Regions from separate parts of the Mus musculus genome. Here region 1 is linked to region 2. A link is a loop called in an ENCODE intact Hi-C map of the cell type or tissue named here. Cell type or tissue: left cerebral cortex. All regions are shown on one strand.

Evidence for each region. Peaks named below come from ENCODE experiments on the same cell type or tissue, not always from the same donor. Only the 100,000 strongest peaks of a DNase experiment are listed, where the experiment ranks them.
Region 1: a loop joins it to region 2, with 37 times the contacts of the local background. A loop is called at or near these places in 8 of 42 quality-filtered maps.

The regions. Positions count from the first base shown.
Region 1 is chr2:166,788,421-166,796,420 of GRCm38, reverse strand. Trp53rkb (transformation related protein 53 regulating kinase B) reads right to left here and starts at 2,654. Exons shown (of 2, transcript NM_023815.4): 1 at 2,353-2,654; 2 at 1-1,039. The coding sequence starts at 2,608. The coding sequence ends at 561. In left cerebral cortex, CTCF peaks have their summits at 4,495 (motif pointing right) and 7,957; DNase peaks (open chromatin) are centred at 2,684 and 3,835; H3K4me3 peaks cover 1,790 bases; H3K27ac peaks cover 1,534 bases.
Region 2 is chr2:165,488,582-165,496,581 of GRCm38, reverse strand. Trp53rka (transformation related protein 53 regulating kinase A) reads left to right here and starts at 3,268. Exons shown (of 2, transcript NM_001007581.1): 1 at 3,268-3,535; 2 at 4,871-6,470. The coding sequence starts at 3,280. The coding sequence ends at 5,349. In left cerebral cortex, a CTCF peak has its summit at 150 (motif pointing left); DNase peaks (open chromatin) are centred at 133, 2,566, 3,260 and 3,729; H3K4me3 peaks cover 1,941 bases; H3K27ac peaks cover 1,850 bases.

The DNA of each region.
Region 1 (8,000 bases), 1.3 Mb before region 2:
AGACTTAGCCCAACCCCCGCCAGCTACCACCCCACGTCCTAGCTCCATTCCGCCCATTAACATAAAAATAGTTTTGTGAGCCAGTGAGATGGCTCGCCGGATACAGGATTTTATGGCCAAGCCTAATCACCTGAACTCAATCCCTGAAATCCATATGGCAGATTCTACAACACAGATCCAGAGAGCTAACTCTCAAAAGTTCTTCTCTGACCTCCATGGACACATTTGCACACACACAAAATAAATATAAGAAGATATAAAAACAAATAGAGTCATAGTTGTTTTGTTTCTGACAGAATCAGTGCAAAGTCAGGTATGGTGGCTTATAACCTCTTCCAAGCAAGCTGAGGTAGGATGTTGCCATAAATTCAAGGCTAGCCTGGGCTACCTACCCAGTTCTGCCCAGAATAAACCTCATGTACATGAAGCCCCTGAGAACAGTGAGCCATGGATGGTGGTGGCCCAGCACGATCACAGACCACTTAACAACCCATGCTTTGCTGAGGGGTCCAGCCTCGTCTACATCATCCTTCACCGTGAGCCAGTTCACCACAGCTCCACTACCCGACCATGGACCGCTTTCGCCCTCTCAGGCGCACCTCATCTAACTTCTTCAGCACTGGACTGGACTTCTTGGACGAGGCCCCGTAACTCTTCAGAAAGGCTTCAAACGCGGTCTCGGTGTGGGGGTGCGTGCTGAGGAAGGCCTTCTCCAGGACATAGAGGTCGACGCCTTTATCTTCCGGCAGTCCTGAGACAAAGCTCAGCCCAAAGTCGATGAGCACGATGTGCAGCTGCGCCAGGGGCCGCCTCAGGAGCATGTTGGAGGTGGTGAGGTCCCCGTGAATGAGGTCTTGGTCGTGCATTCCGGCCAGAACCTGCCCCATCCTCCTGGCCAGGTCCAAGAGGCACTGGGGGTCCTTTTCAGTCTCCATAGTGGATTGGATATAATCCCGAACAGTCACCGAGTCTTCGATTTCTTCCATATATAAGCAGTTAGACGCATAGTCCACAAAGAAGACGACTGGGGCAGCTATCCCTGCAATGGACACACGTGGTTAGGGAGCGCATCTTCATGAAGGCCGGCTTCATGCACAGGCAGACAGTTTCTCAGCCTAAACCTGCTTTGGAACAGGGTTTAGACTACTGTGGAAAATGATACAATTTATCCAGAGCTTGCCCTGTTAAAGCCCTGCAGGACTACGGCCTGAGACCAGGCCAGGGTAAGTCTGGAAGTATCAAGGCTTGCTCCTCCTTTCTCAAGCCACCTGAGGACTGGAATTCATTGCTGCTCCCTAAAAACAAACAAAACAAGAAGCCAGAAGGAAAGCATCCTGCAGTCTGAGCAGTTTCTACCTGACAGTCACCAGGCAAGTGGCTAAGCAGGGTGTCACCTTACAGGCTCATCTGTGTTCTGGAACAGGCAGGTTCAAATCCCTTATTAGGCGTGAAACCTCAAGGTTCCCTTAGCTACTCTATGCCTCGGTCTCCACAACTGTAAAGTGGTAACAAAACCTCCAGTTAACGCCAGGAGTCTCTCCTGAATGTCAACCAGGTTCAGAACAGTTTCCTAGAAACTGGGGTACCAAGGTAGCCCCCACCCCTGTCTGGTAAAACTTACAAAAGGTAAAGGAGAATATATGAACACTTCTTTATAATTCCATTGCCCCTCTAGGGCAGAAAAGCACAGGCCTGTTCACTGCTGCGTTTCCCAGTCTCCTGGCACCTATCAACCACTAAGGAGAAAAGAACAGAGGTGTAAAAGCAGAGGCCACAGTTCTGGGCCACCAAGTCAGGCGGCCTGGTGGCTGTGAAACTTCTGGCCCTTTCCCCGTTTGTGTCTCAGTTTCTCAAGAGGACAAAACTTTTCCGTGGGGCTAGCAAATGGGTGTTAAAAATAGATGGGAGTTGTGCTAATCAGATCTCTGAGTTATAGATCTGCCTGGTCTACATAGTGAGATTCACGAAAGCCACAGCTACAATGAGACCCCCGTCTGGAAAAAAACAAAACCAAACAAACAAAACACGATTTCATGAAGTCTGACATTTATTGGATGTCATGCCAACATACACGTTTGTATAGGCCACTCACAACATCCCCGAGATGCGAACTCGACTATGACTTCCGATTAGAACTCGGGAAATTTAGGCAAGGCAACTCACAGAAGGGTATAATCTGAATTCAGAAAGCTAGCTCCAGACGCGCGCCTGGCAGGACAGATGCTTAAAACTACCCAGGGCGTTGTTATTTGGTCCGGACCCCCGGAACTCGGAGCCCGGTCTCTCCCGTCCCACCGGTCTCCCGCAGCCCTGTCTGTCCCGTCTCCCGGAGCCCCGTCCGGCCCCCCTCACCCGCACGGCGGCAGCGGAGCAGCGCGCGCGCCTCCTGCACCGTCCGCCGACGGCCGAGCCGCGCCTCCAGCTCCGGGTGCCGGTAACTCTTCGGGAAGCGGTGCTTCACCACGGCCGCGCGGCCCTGGAAGCGGCCACGGAAAACGCGCGCCTCGGCGCCCTGCTGCACCAGCTCTAGGCCGCTCAGGAAGAGGCGGCTCCGCTCGCGCGCCGCGGCCAGCGCCTCGGCCTCCGCCTCCGAGGACACACCAGCCATGCCTCCGACTCCTTCCGACCCTGACCGCGCCGCTTCCGCTCGCTTCGGAAATCCTCCGGCCTCTTCCGCCATGAACACCGCTCCCACAACACACTTCACCCTGCTAGTGTGGTTCCGCCTCGCGACCTTTCCGCGCTCAGCGGAGCCTCTCGGACCTGTAGACTTGGCCCTTCCCTGTAGACTTGGTTCCTGTCTGTATCCGTGTGCGCTCGGCAACTTTTAGTCAACAGCTTCTCTCTCTCTCTCTCTCTAGCTCTCTCAGGAAACTCGTTGGCGATGCTGTTGGGGATACTCTGCTCCTTTCTACTAGCATAGAAAAATCCTTTACTTTTTAAAGACCGGATCTCACTGTGTATCTCAGGTTAGCTTTGAACTTGTGATCCTCACACATTAACCGATGGAAACGTACTATGTAATCCAAGAGGGAAGGACAGACAGACTAGGCAAAGCTTTCTACCTGGTGATGCCAACCGATGTCAGCAGCCCACACCATCCCTTTGAGTTCCGGTTTCCTATTCTTCAGAATGAGGCTGCCTGGTTCTTCTGGGGTTGGGGCTTATCAGAATTTAACAAGAGCCTGATTACAAGATGCCGGTGGACAGAGGCCCTCTTCGCATGACTTCTGTGTAGGATAAAGGGCCAAAGAAAAAACACCTTGACCTTAACTAGACCTCAAGCCTAAAACCAGGGCCAAGAACAGAAATGCATCAATCACTGAATTGGCCCCAGAAACCCACCAATTCCTGAGCTGTTCCAAGCTCAGGAGTTGAAATCCCAGCAATCCTCACCCTGGAAATCTTTACCGGGAAAGCTCCCGCCATTCCCAAGAAACTCCATATAAACCCTGTCTGCTGCTCAGTTCGCTGCTGCTTCCGGCTTGAGCAGAGGCAGCCACCCTCCCAATAAATCTCTTGTGTGAGGTTTGTTGTGCAGTGTAACTTTGTGGTATTCCTTGACTCCCGATAGCCAGGATACCTCTCAGAGTAGCTTTGCTGAGGAACAGCTGTAACTTGGACTGGGGAAAACTTCCCAGACAGCAGCCGCCACAGCAGAGCTGTAACACTTCTATAGGGGAAGCCTTTCCCTTTAGAGCTGCAACACTCACACTCTGCCCTTCTTATTCCTGGAACAGAAGAGAAGCCCTTGGATCCCGGGTTGCTATGGCACCAGCATCTTGGCTCTGTGGTCCCTGGGTTTCGTTCATATTCATGACAGGTTCCTTTTCATCATCAGACCCTTTGTGTGGCAGGATGTGTTCTCCAGCAAAACACACCCAGAACCCGTTCCGTTTACATCCCCCAGTGCTCAAGTCTGTAGCTTCATTATCATAATTGTTTGTGTCCACACAGCCGTCTCTATGGTAACCAAACCCATCTGAACCCTTGCCTTAGAAATCTACTGTGCAAAGGTGCTGACCAGAGCCAGGCTTGCTAAGTCAGGCTGAGTTTAGCTCTGTAAACCTGGTTCAAACCTTTCAGTGACTCTGTACTGTGCTAAGAATTCAGACCTAAAACTTCATCAGCCCATATGGCCCTGCAGGGACCTCCTGCAACTCTTATAGATCCTTCTCTCACCAAACTATCTCCTATTCTCTGCAGAGCTGGGACAGAATGTTTGAGTATTGGATTCAGTATAATGAGAGAGCTGGGCCAAGGTCCTAGTACAGTGATGAACAGGGTGGGCATTTTGTACTATTCACAACTGCGGCGGCGGCAGCATATGGCATACTAAAACCAGGAGAATTATGTGAGACACAGCTCCATGGAAGCCCATGGAACGCCATCTTAATTTATAACCCAATGCTTCTCAAGTTCTTCCTCTTTGCCAGCTCTCACCCCAACAGGCTTTACCTTCTCAGGAGCTGGCACTTGCTGTCTGCTGCCCAGCAGGGGGCGACTCTCCTGCATCATTAGGTGCTGTGCTGGCCATTGGTAGATTTTGTGGCCCTCTTTTTGTGGTGCCTATTTGTTATGCAGCAACTTTGTGACAGAAGCTGACTATTACAAACAAGTACAGAGAAAGACATGTACCTAAATATTTGTACACATACAAACAGAAATATATACACAAACACACAAACAAATGCAAATACACAAGCACAAATAAATACACAAACACATAAGTAAATGCAAATAGCACATAAAACAGTCATATATATATACACGTGACAGTCACGGTTACACAGAAAAAAAAACTTGTCTCAAACCCCCCCAAAACAAAAATTAAAATTAACAAACAACAACAAAAAACCCAACCAAAACCCTGTCTCAAAAAAGGAAAAAAAAATCACATAACATACATAAACAAGGCACACAAAATCATTTATGGATACATAAATACACACAAATACACACAAACACACATAAATACAAAATACAAATACACACAAACACACATAAATGTCAGAGAGAAGCTAAAAACTAGCAGGTGATCTTCTGAGATGGTTCTGCCATGGACTATCAAAGTTAATGACAGATCTGCTTTTCTAGGTAAGCCAAGAAGATTACACTTTAGGAAAGATTTCTGCTGTTAATATGCGTTTCCTGTTATTATTAAATTTATATAACAATCACTACACATTAGCTCACCCTTTTGAGCAGATCTCTGCAGAACAACAATGCACGGTCTTGTAGTGATGTTATATAGACACATAGATGACTTCTTAATTCTTAATGATGATCCTGAAAGAATTCCTAAAATTATATCAGTGATTATTAACATCTTTTACAATAGGACTGCTATTAAGTTCTCTCTGATAATCAAAACTTCAATGAGAACTCTACCAGTCTTGAGTTAATTGCTTCTGAGATAGCAAACACTCATCTACAACTCAGAGCACATTCTAAGAGGTTGTAAAACAATTAACCAAAGGTCATAAAAAGGAAACTAATGATTTACTATAGGTGCAAGGACAGAAGATAAAATATTGACTGGAGCCGGGCAATGGTGGCACACACCTTTAATCCCAGCACTTGGGAGACAGAGGCAGGCGGATTTCTGAGTTCGAGGTCAGCCTGGTCTACAGAGTGAGTTCCAGGACAGCCAGGGCTACACAAAGAAACTCTGTCTCAAAAAAAAAATATATATATATATATATTGACTGGGTTTATCCATATGTAACTTACTAATTCACAAAAAATAACCTGCAGAGCTAGTGACAGATGATGAATGTTAATGGTCATGCATGTAAAATTTCTCTGTTGTAAACTTCTTATTCAATTTATGATTTGAATTTATGTGCAAACTTGTGATGAACTTTTTACCATGTGATCATGTATTCTGAAAAATGGATAAATGCTGAGGACAAAGAGAGACAGGATCCCCTTTTCCTTAGAGAAATGAAAATTTTTTTAGAGAGAAGAACCTTTTAGAAGGACTTTCTTAGAGAACTTTTATAGAAAACTTTTTAGAGAGAACTTAGAAATAAAGATTAAAATCACTTTTCAAAGTGTCCCCCTTCTCTTCCTGCAACTTCACCTAGCAAGCGGGAAGATAGAGCCTTGCAGTTCCTTAGTGATAGAACAAAGGCCAGTTTACTTAATCCCCTGCTGTTCTAGGATAAGGTTTCTGGCCTCAGGAACTCAGGCAGTCAGCTACAGCAGCAAAGTGACTTAGATTTAAGACAGATAAACATCTTATTATTAAACTGTAACCCAACCTTAAATATCTCACAAGACCAAGTCTTGCACCTGCTGATGGTCTTCCAGCTCTGCTACCTCAAGAGAGAATCAAGATAAAATAAGAATTGCCAACCTGGCCCCTGGCACATAAAATAAAAAACATACACAGTCACACAGAATCACAACACACACATAAACACAACACACACAATCACAAAACTTACAAACGAGAAACACACAAACACATGCATAAATACAACAAATGAAAACTACATACAAACACACAAATATGTAAACACAAATTAACACAAAACACAAGCACGCACAGAAACACAGAAATACATAGACACCAACACAGGCATACAGTAATATACTAACACAAAAATCAAACACACATATACACCATCATATACAGAAACACAAACAAAAAAGCATTCATACAATCACAGACACAAAAATACATACAGGCAGACACACACAAACAGACAAAGGCTCCACAAAAATATTCACAAACACATAGAAAACATAGAACATTCAAATTCAAAACACACACTCACAAACAACACAAACACACAGAGAAAGCACACAAGCACATTCATCATACACATTAACACATACACAAATACACAAGACAGCCGGGCAGTGGTGGCGCACGCCTTTAATCCCAGAACTTGGGAGGTAGAGGCAGGTGGATTTTAAGTTCGAGGACAGCCTGGTCTACAGAGTGAGTTCCAGGACAGCCAGAGCTATACAGAGAAGCCCTGTCTCAAAAAAACAAACCAAAAAAAAAAAAAAAAAAAAAAAAAAAAAACCCAAATACACAAGACAGTCATATACTCATAAACACAAACATAGATATTCCCAAGAATACATAGAAATATATACAAACACAAAATACAAGGTCCAACACACATAAATTCCCATGCAAAGAAACACATACACACAGAACACACAGATATATTTATATACAAGAACATATACTTGGCAAGTGGAAGCTCTCCAGCTCTCCTTGTTGTAAACTTGGTTTAATGCTTGCATTATTGGTTCCCAAAATTGCATGAGAATATTCCATGTAAGGTGCTAAGTGCCTCTGCCCCAACTCGGCTTTGGTTGGCAAATAAATTTACTGGTGGTCAATAGCTGGGCAGGGAGACAGAGGCGGGACTTCAGGATTAGAGGACAAGGGCACCTAGGAAGAAGGAGAATCACCATTGTCAGGAGAGAAAGAAGATCCAGGCTTGAGAGCTGCAGAAGGGAAAGCATACAATCATGTCAGAGCTGGAGGAGAGGGACCCCAGCACCCACCACCCCCAACTGGCCCTAAGGTAGCAAAGGTGGAATATAGATTTTAATAAGTAATAACTCAGGAGTTTTGGAGGGGAGGTGTTAGCAGTGTAGAAATTGGGGAGTGGCCTAACCATTAAGCTGATTGAGATGTTAAATATAAGGCTTTCTCTCTCTCTCTCTCTCTCTGTGTGTGTGTGTGTGTGTGTGTGTGTGTGTGTCTGTCTGTCTGTCTGTCTGTCTTTCTTTCGTTTGAGAATCCAAAGCATTGGGGCCGGTAGCGAGGAATGTGCGCAGCTGCCGCTGCCAGGGAGAGAGCCCATGTTAATCAACTACAGCTACAGTCCCCAGTTCAAGTAAATTGTGTAAATTAAACTCAAAGGTGCCTCCTACTTATAGCTGGTATTCCATGAACAGCACAAAAAAAATGGGGTGAGTGTGAAAATTCGTCCACTCTGATCAGTTTAGCAGAGGCTTGCTCATGCCCC
Region 2 (8,000 bases):
AACCTGCACCAAACCCTCCAACAACTCCCTTCTGTGCTGAGGGTGTGAGCTCCTGCCCTCTCCAGAATCCCCCCTCCTGCCCCATCACACCCCCTTTGCACCTGCTGTTTCTACCATAGGAAACTGATTCAGGGGTGCCCTCTGCTGGGGGTGGTGAAGATAGCAGGTGCCAGTTCCCCAGAAAGTGACCCCATTGGAGGAGAGAGCTGGCAGAGGAGAGAAGGAGAGAAGAGGAAGGGAGATGGATGTAAGTTCAGATGGTGCCTAATATATTTCTCCTTCCTTTAAGCTTGTTTCTTGTTGCCACCCTAGTCATGAGTCCCCACCCTAGCTGGCAGTATACCCAAGGGGAAGGCCCCTGTCCTCCACCCAAGTGCACCCTGGTCAGAGCACAGTGCCATATGGAAACATTCTTGGTCCATGCTCTTCTTCTAGGCCAGGGCAGAGGTCCCTCATCAGTCACCTCAGTGTGTGTGACCCTCCCCATGGGGGGTTGGAAGCAGTACCTCTGTGACCCAGGGGTCTCAGGGTCTTTGTCCCACACTTTGTCAAAAACATCGGAGTCAAGAATTGGTGAGCAGAGAGAGGTTTGCTTACAGTTTGGACAAGAACAGGAGAGAGAAATCCTCTGCTTCTCTGTCTTGCTATTGGCAGATGTCTTAGGGTTTTATGGCTATGAATAGATACCATGACTGTGACAACTCTTATAAAGGAAAACATTTAATTGGGGCTGGCTTACAGTTCAAAGGTTCAGTCAATTATCGTCATGGCAGGAAGCATGGTGGCATTCAGGCAGACATGGACATGGAGAGGTAGCTGAGAGCTCTATCTCCACATTGGCAGGCAACAGGAGGAACAGTGACACTGGGCCTGGCTTAAGCATATGAAACCTCAAAATCCACCCCCAGTGACACACTTCCTCCCACAAGGCCACACCTATTCCAGCAAGGCCACACCTCCTAATAGCGCCAGTCCCTATGAGCCTGTGGAGGTCATTTCATTCAAACCACCACAGCAGTGTTAGAATTCTAGAAAGGCTGAAACACACAAGTTGGGAACTCCACATGTACAGCGTTATCTGTGAGGTGAGCTCTCTCAATTGCTAGTGACAGCCCTTGTCTTGGAGGCAGTCACTCTGTTACAGGCTTTTAGCCCATCGACATCCCTCTTCCTGGATAAAATTTCCATATTCTTAGGACCCCTCCCCATTATAGAAGACACTGGCTCTCTGCATTGGCTCTTGTTCTCAGCAGAACACTTGCTGTTTCTCGAGGAACATAGCTGGCCAGCCCACTTCTCACCGGTAGCCGGGAATCCCTACCAAATTCCCTTCTGATATTTCTTGGGATGGAGCCTGGAATATATGACTTTACAGTCAAACTTGCACTTTATACTACCTGCCCCTGGAAATAGCAAAATAAAGAGGGTCCCTGCCACCCACCCTTAGTCACCAGCTTCCTGCTCTCCCGCCAAGTTACAGGGGCCAGTTGTGGACCAGCCTGTCTCTCATCTCTCCAGTCAACTCATTTACTCATTCAGTGCTTTAAGGTTTCCACCCACATCTCTAACGACCTTTTCAGCACTCAGGTAGACAAGAAACTGTCAATTCCACTTCCCCATTTGGTTGTTTAAAAAAAGTCTCACACACACACACACTCATGAAATATTTTTAAAAGGTCAAAATTTGAATCTAAACGTCCCTACCCTCAACCCCCCAGTCTCACTTAGTATCAGGCTTGCAGTCTCCTGTCTGAGCATCTGAGCACTGCACAGCCTCTGAGTGTTGGGATCACACATATGCACCATCCCTAAGACACTCTAGGCCAGTACCCACCTCTTTGGTGCTGAGGGAGAGATGGAAGCAATACAATCCCTGCCTTGTGAGTAGCTACACAGCAGGAGGGTGGGGGGCTCTGTGTGATGGGAACCACTCTAGCAGGGTAAAGTGTGTTGGGGGGTGGGTGGGTCATCAATCAAGCAGTTGAACGGCCAAAACCAAAGGGAATCTGAAACAGGTCTGGAAAGTAGAAAACCAGGGCTGATAACAGTTGAACTCACTCTCCTCATAGAGGCTAGGAAGGGCTTGTCTGGGGAAGTGACCCTGCAGTGGAGAATAACCTGCAGCTCTAGGTGATATGGAGCTGGACAAACATTTCCCTGCAGAGGAAATAGCAGGTGCAAAGGCTCTGTGCCGAGGGAGCATCATGGAGGATGGGTGGGGATTCTGGAGAGGGGAGGGTTTATAAGGGATGCAGGAGTCCATGGGCCCAGTTAAGGTTTAGGTCTTTCTTCTTAGCACAGTAGGGAGACACTGAAAGGTTTGAAGCCGCTTTAAAGAGCTAAACTCAGCCTGACTTAGCAAGCCTGGCTTTGGTCAGCACCTTTGCACAGTTAGATTTCTAAGGCAAGGGTTCAGATGGGTTTGGTTACCATAGAGACGGCTGGGTGGACACAAACAATTATGATAATGAAGCTACAGACTTGAGCACTGGGGGATATAAACGAACCGGGTTCTGGGTGCGCTTTGCTGGAAAACACATTTTGCCCACACAAAGGGTCTGATTATGAAAAGGGACCTGCCATGAATATGAACGAAACCCAGGGACCACAGAGCCAAGATGCTGGTGCCATAGCAACCCGGGACTCAAGGGCTTCTCTTCTGTATTTTCAACAGAGCCCCAAGGAGCGTGGGGCAGGGACAAGGGGGTCAAAGGCCATGTGAAGAGAGCCCTGTCCACCGGCACCGCGTAATCAGCCTCTTAATTCTGATAAGCCCTCACCCTAGCAGAACCAGGCAGCCTCATTCTGTAGTTGAAGATACCGGATCTGAGAGGGATGGTGCTGGCTGCTGACAGGCTGGTGCCAGGCATCAGGTGGCGTCTCCGGATAGAAAGCTTCGCCTAGTCCCTGCCTCCTTCCCGGCTTAGAGCATGTTTCCATAGACTGAAGTGGGACACGAGTTCAAAGCTAATCTGAGCTACACCGTGAGACTCTGTCTCAAAAAAAAAAAAAAAAAAAAAAAGGTCCCAAAGCCGGAGCATCACCGTGATGAAGAGTGAGAAGCTGTTGGCCTAAAGTTGCTGAGCGCTCACGAAGACAGACAGGGAAGGGCCAAGTCTACAGGTCCTAGAGGCTCCGCTGAGCGCGGAAAGGTCGCGAGGCGGAACCAAACTAGCAGGGTGAAGTGTGTTGTGTGGGGCGGTGTTAATGGCGGAAGAGGCCGGAGGATTTCCGAAGCGAGCGGAAGCGGCGCGGTCAGGGTCGGAAGGAGTCGGAGGCATGGCTGGCACGTCCTCGGAGGCGGAGGCCGAGGCGCTGGCCGCTGCGCGCGAGCGGAGCCGCCTCTTCCTGAGCGGCCTAGAGCTGGTGCAGCAGGGCGCCGAGGCGCGCGTCTTCCGTGGCCGCTTCCAGGGCCGCGCGGCCGTGGTGAAGCACCGCTTCCCGAAGAGCTACCGGCACCCGGAGCTGGAGGCGCGGCTCGGCCGGCGGCGGACAGTGCAGGAGGCGCGCGCGCTGCTCCGCTGCCGCCGTGCGGGTGAGGGGGGCCGGACGGGGCTCCGGGAGACGGGACAGACAGGGCTGCGGGAGACCAGTGGGACGTGAGAGACGGGGCTCCGATTTCTAGGGGACAGGATCAGATGGCAATGCTTAAGGACTCAAGGCGACAGTCAGGACGCCATTCTGTTTGGTTCGCGGGGCTTGTTTAGCGCTCGGGTCCCTCCGTTTCTCATTTCTCTGTTTCTGCTTACCGTCCTTCCCTCTCCATTTGGTGGTCTTAAGCAGTAGGTGTCCTGACAGGCGGGTGGCAGGAGCCGGGCTCTGTGGATTCACATTCTCCCTGCATTGTCTCCCTCGTAGCCATTCAGCGAGTCGTCTAGCCCAGTTACCTTGTATGTCACCGGAATCTCAGGGATATTGTGGTCATTAAAGAAGGCATATGCATCACATGTTCTTATGCTGACATAGTTCAGTAAATGTTTGATTTCATTAAATTGTTATTCTTTTCTTTAAAAAACATCCACACCCCCACAAAACAACAACAACAACAACAACATTACTCCAGAGAAAATGAGACTCAAAGAGGGGAAGTGCCTGAGGTTCCACAGCTACCAGGCAGCCTGTCTGTGGCCCAGAACCACCGAGCCTTTGCTATTTTTCTCTTTAATGGTTTTTAGGTGCCCACTGCCAGGACATTGATAGGTGCCAGGAGCCAGGGGAAATGCAGAAGTGAACAGGCCTGTGCTTTTCTGCCCTAGAGGGGCAATGGAGTTATAAAGAAGTGTTCATATATTCTCCTTTACCTTTTGTAAGTTTTATCAGACATGGGTGGGGGCTACCTTGGTACCCCAGTTTCTAGGAAACTGTTCTGAACTTGGTTGACATTCAGGAGAGACTCCTGGTGTTAACTGGAGGTTTTGTTACCACTTTACAGTTGTGGAGACTGAGGCATAGAGTAGCTAAGGGAACCTTGAGGTTTCACGCCTAATAAGGGATCTGAACCTGCCTGTTCCAGAGCACAGATGAGCCTGTAAGGTGACACCCTGCTTAGCCACTTGCCTGGTGACTGTCAGGTAGAAACTGCCCAGACTGCAGGATGCTTTCCTTCTGGCTTCTTGTTTTGTTTGTTTTTAGGGAGCAGCAATGAATTCCAGTCCTCAGGTGGCTTGAGAAAGGAGGAGCAAGCCTTGATACTTCCAGACTTACCCTGGCCTGGTCTCAGGCCGTAGTCCTGCAGGGCTTTAACAGGGCAAGCTCTGGATAAATTGTATCATTTTCCACAGTAGTCTAAACCCTGTTCCAAAGCTGTCTGCCTGTGCATGAAGCTGGCCTTCATGAAGATGCGTTCCCTAACCACGTGTGTCCATTGCAGGGATAGCTGCCCCAGTCGTCTTCTTTGTGGACTATGCGTCTAACTGCTTATATATGGAAGAAATCGAAGACTCGGTGACTGTTCGGGATTATATCCAATCCACTATGGAGACTGAAAAGGACCCCCAGTGCCTCTTGGACCTGGCCAGGAGGATGGGGCAGGTTCTGGCCGGAATGCACGACCAAGACCTCATTCACGGGGACCTCACCACCTCCAACATGCTCCTGAGGCGGCCCCTGGCGCAGCTGCACATCGTGCTCATCGACTTTGGGCTGAGCTTTGTCTCAGGACTGCCGGAAGATAAAGGCGTCGACCTCTATGTCCTGGAGAAGGCCTTCCTCAGCACGCACCCCCACACCGAGACCGTGTTTGAAGCCTTTCTGAAGAGTTACGGGGCCTCGACCCAGAAGTCCAGTCCAGTGCTGAAGAAGTTAGATGAGGTGCGCCTGAGAGGGCGAAAGCGGTCCATGGTCGGGTAGTGGAGCTGTGGTGAACTGGCTCACGGTGAAGGATGATGTAGACGAGGCTGGACCCCTCAGCAAAGCATGGGTTGTTAAGTGGTCTGTGATCGTGCTGGGCCACCACCATCCATGGCTCACTGTTCTCAGGGGCTTCATGTACATGAGGTTTATTCTAGGCAGAGCTGGGTGGGTAGCCTGGGCTGGCTTCAAACTATGTAGTTGAGGATAACATTGAACTTCTGGTGTTCCTGTATCCGTTGGAGTATCGATGTGTGCTGTCACATCTGGTTTCTTTGGTGCCTTGGGCTTGCTAGTCAAGCACTCTACCAACTGAGCTGCATCCCAGCCCTAGACCTGGCTGTTCCAGATCACCAAGCTTTCCCAGACAGTGGCTGTGGAGCTCATGCAGAGCAGGCAGCCTTGAGCTGAGACACCCTGGAAGGACAAGGCAGGGACTCAGTTTGGGATGCAGTTTTTTGTCTGCCTTTTACTCTGGTCGGGTATTTGTTATATGTATGAAGACTGTGCTCGAGGCTAGTTCAGTGGATGTAAACTCCACTTTGAGAAAGCAGAACAGGCTCCGACTGGGATGCAGTGGACTGCTCCGTGGAGCTTGTTCCAAGTGTGGATTCCTACGTGGGTGTCTGGAGTTTGATATAAAGGATGTTTTTGAGGGGCTGGAGAGGTGGCCTGGATCTAGGAGTACTTGCTCTTCCAAAGGACTCCAGTGTGGTTTCCAGCACCCAGCTGAGGGACCCAGTGCTGCCTCCGCCTGCTCAGGAGCCTGCACCTATGTGCTCATGTCCTCCCCCACTCCCCCCCCCCTCCTGAACACACGGATAACAAAAGTAGCAAGAACACATTGTTAAAATATTCTTGAGAGTTGTTAAAAGATGAAAAAAAAAGTACTTCCATTTTTTCTTTTATAGGAAAGCAGGCTCACAGTTTTTCAACAGCAAAAACAAGGGGGCGGGGAGGTTAAGGGCACTGACTACCCTTCCAGAGGTCCTGAGTTCAATTCCCAGCAACCACACAGTGGCTCACAACTATCTGTAATGGGATCCGATGCTCTCTTCCGGCTTGCAGGGTTACATGCAGATAGAGCACTCATCTGCATAAATAAATCTTTTGAAAAAGAACAGTTTTCGGAGACCTGGAACACTGAGTTTTTGCTGCTCTGTAGCCATAGGTCGTGAAGCTCATGTGGGTAGAGAAGGGAGCTGGGTTGTCTCTCAGCAGAGATGGTGAGGGAGCGTGTGATGAGGTTGATAATCTGGGTGGACTGAGTCTGAAAACTGAGTTCTAACAGGACCAGGACTGTTCCATTCACCACAGCTGCTGCCACCTGAGTGGCCTGCTGTGACAGATGGCCAGGAGAGGGTGAAGATGTCCCTTCCCAGGTGGATGTCACTAGTACAGATTAATATTGCCTGCTTTGCTCAGTGTATGCCAGGTTCTGTGCCAGGAGTTTTCATAGCCAGCAATAAAGCAGTCCTTGGGATGTCTTCACTGTGAGTGGTGGGCTGTACAAGGAGCTGGCCTAGGTCTCACGGGGAGCAAGAGATGCCCTCTCAGGACTCCAGAGCCAGCGCTCTTTCCATGAGTTTCAGTGCTTTTGTGAAATGTTCAAAACTATCTCAAGCATGTCTCAGCCTCCCGGTACTGAGTTTGCATGTGTGAGCCACCATACCCTACTGACCCGACAAGAACTGAAGCATCCAATATGACTGACTTTATAAGACACCGATTTGTATAACATTTTCAATGACTTCTAAGGGCCAGGGGAGCCGGCGTTACCATCAACATAATGGAGAAGGCCTACCCTCAGTTTCCTCACGTACAGAAAGGACAGTTAGTTGCCTGAGGAGATGACTGTCTGATACACACATACATTAGATCCCTAGTGTTCACAGTGCTGGCCCTGACACTCAAGAGGAGCAGGGAACCGTGCTTTGCCTGTAGGACAGAATGCATGACCGTCTTGTGTCGAGGGAAGGTGTAAAGCAAACCCGAGGTTCTGGAGCCTAGGGAGGGATTCTAGGGCCGCATGGTCATGCGAAGTTGGTGAAAAGTCCTGGGGGACAAGGCCAGTTCCACAATGCAGAAAATGGGTGAGGAGGCTGGGGAAGGCCAGTTCATGCAGGGTCCCCTATCAAGATGGTTTCCTTTGTAAGCCTCCTAGGATTTTCAGCGGTAAAAGTTTTATCCTTTTGTGGGTGCGTTGGTTGCTGGCATACAAAGAGCTGTGGGGAAGAGAGGAAGCGAGACACTTGATATCCACGGGCTGCTACTACATCCACCCTTTGGTGACAGTGGCTGGGGAGGAAGCAGCAGTGGGCATGCAGTGAAGTCCCTGGTCTGGGTGGACTTGGTGAGGTGTGGCCTATTGGTAGCAGTAGCACTGAGGGCACATCTTTGCAGGTACGAGAGAGATGATGAGCCTAGTAACGCCCCCCAGCAGGAGTGTTACCCATCTGCACCCAGTCCTTGCCTGTGATGGGAAGGGAGCTTGCCAGGGATGGAGTCTCACAAAGGGCACAGGGGACCTTTGCAGCTCCAGGTCCTCAGTCTATGTGAGAGCAAGAAGTGTTTTGCTAGGATGAGACAATAGCTCTGGCAACTTGGTGCAAAGCCCAGTCCATTAGGGAAATATGTCCTAGGGCCACTGG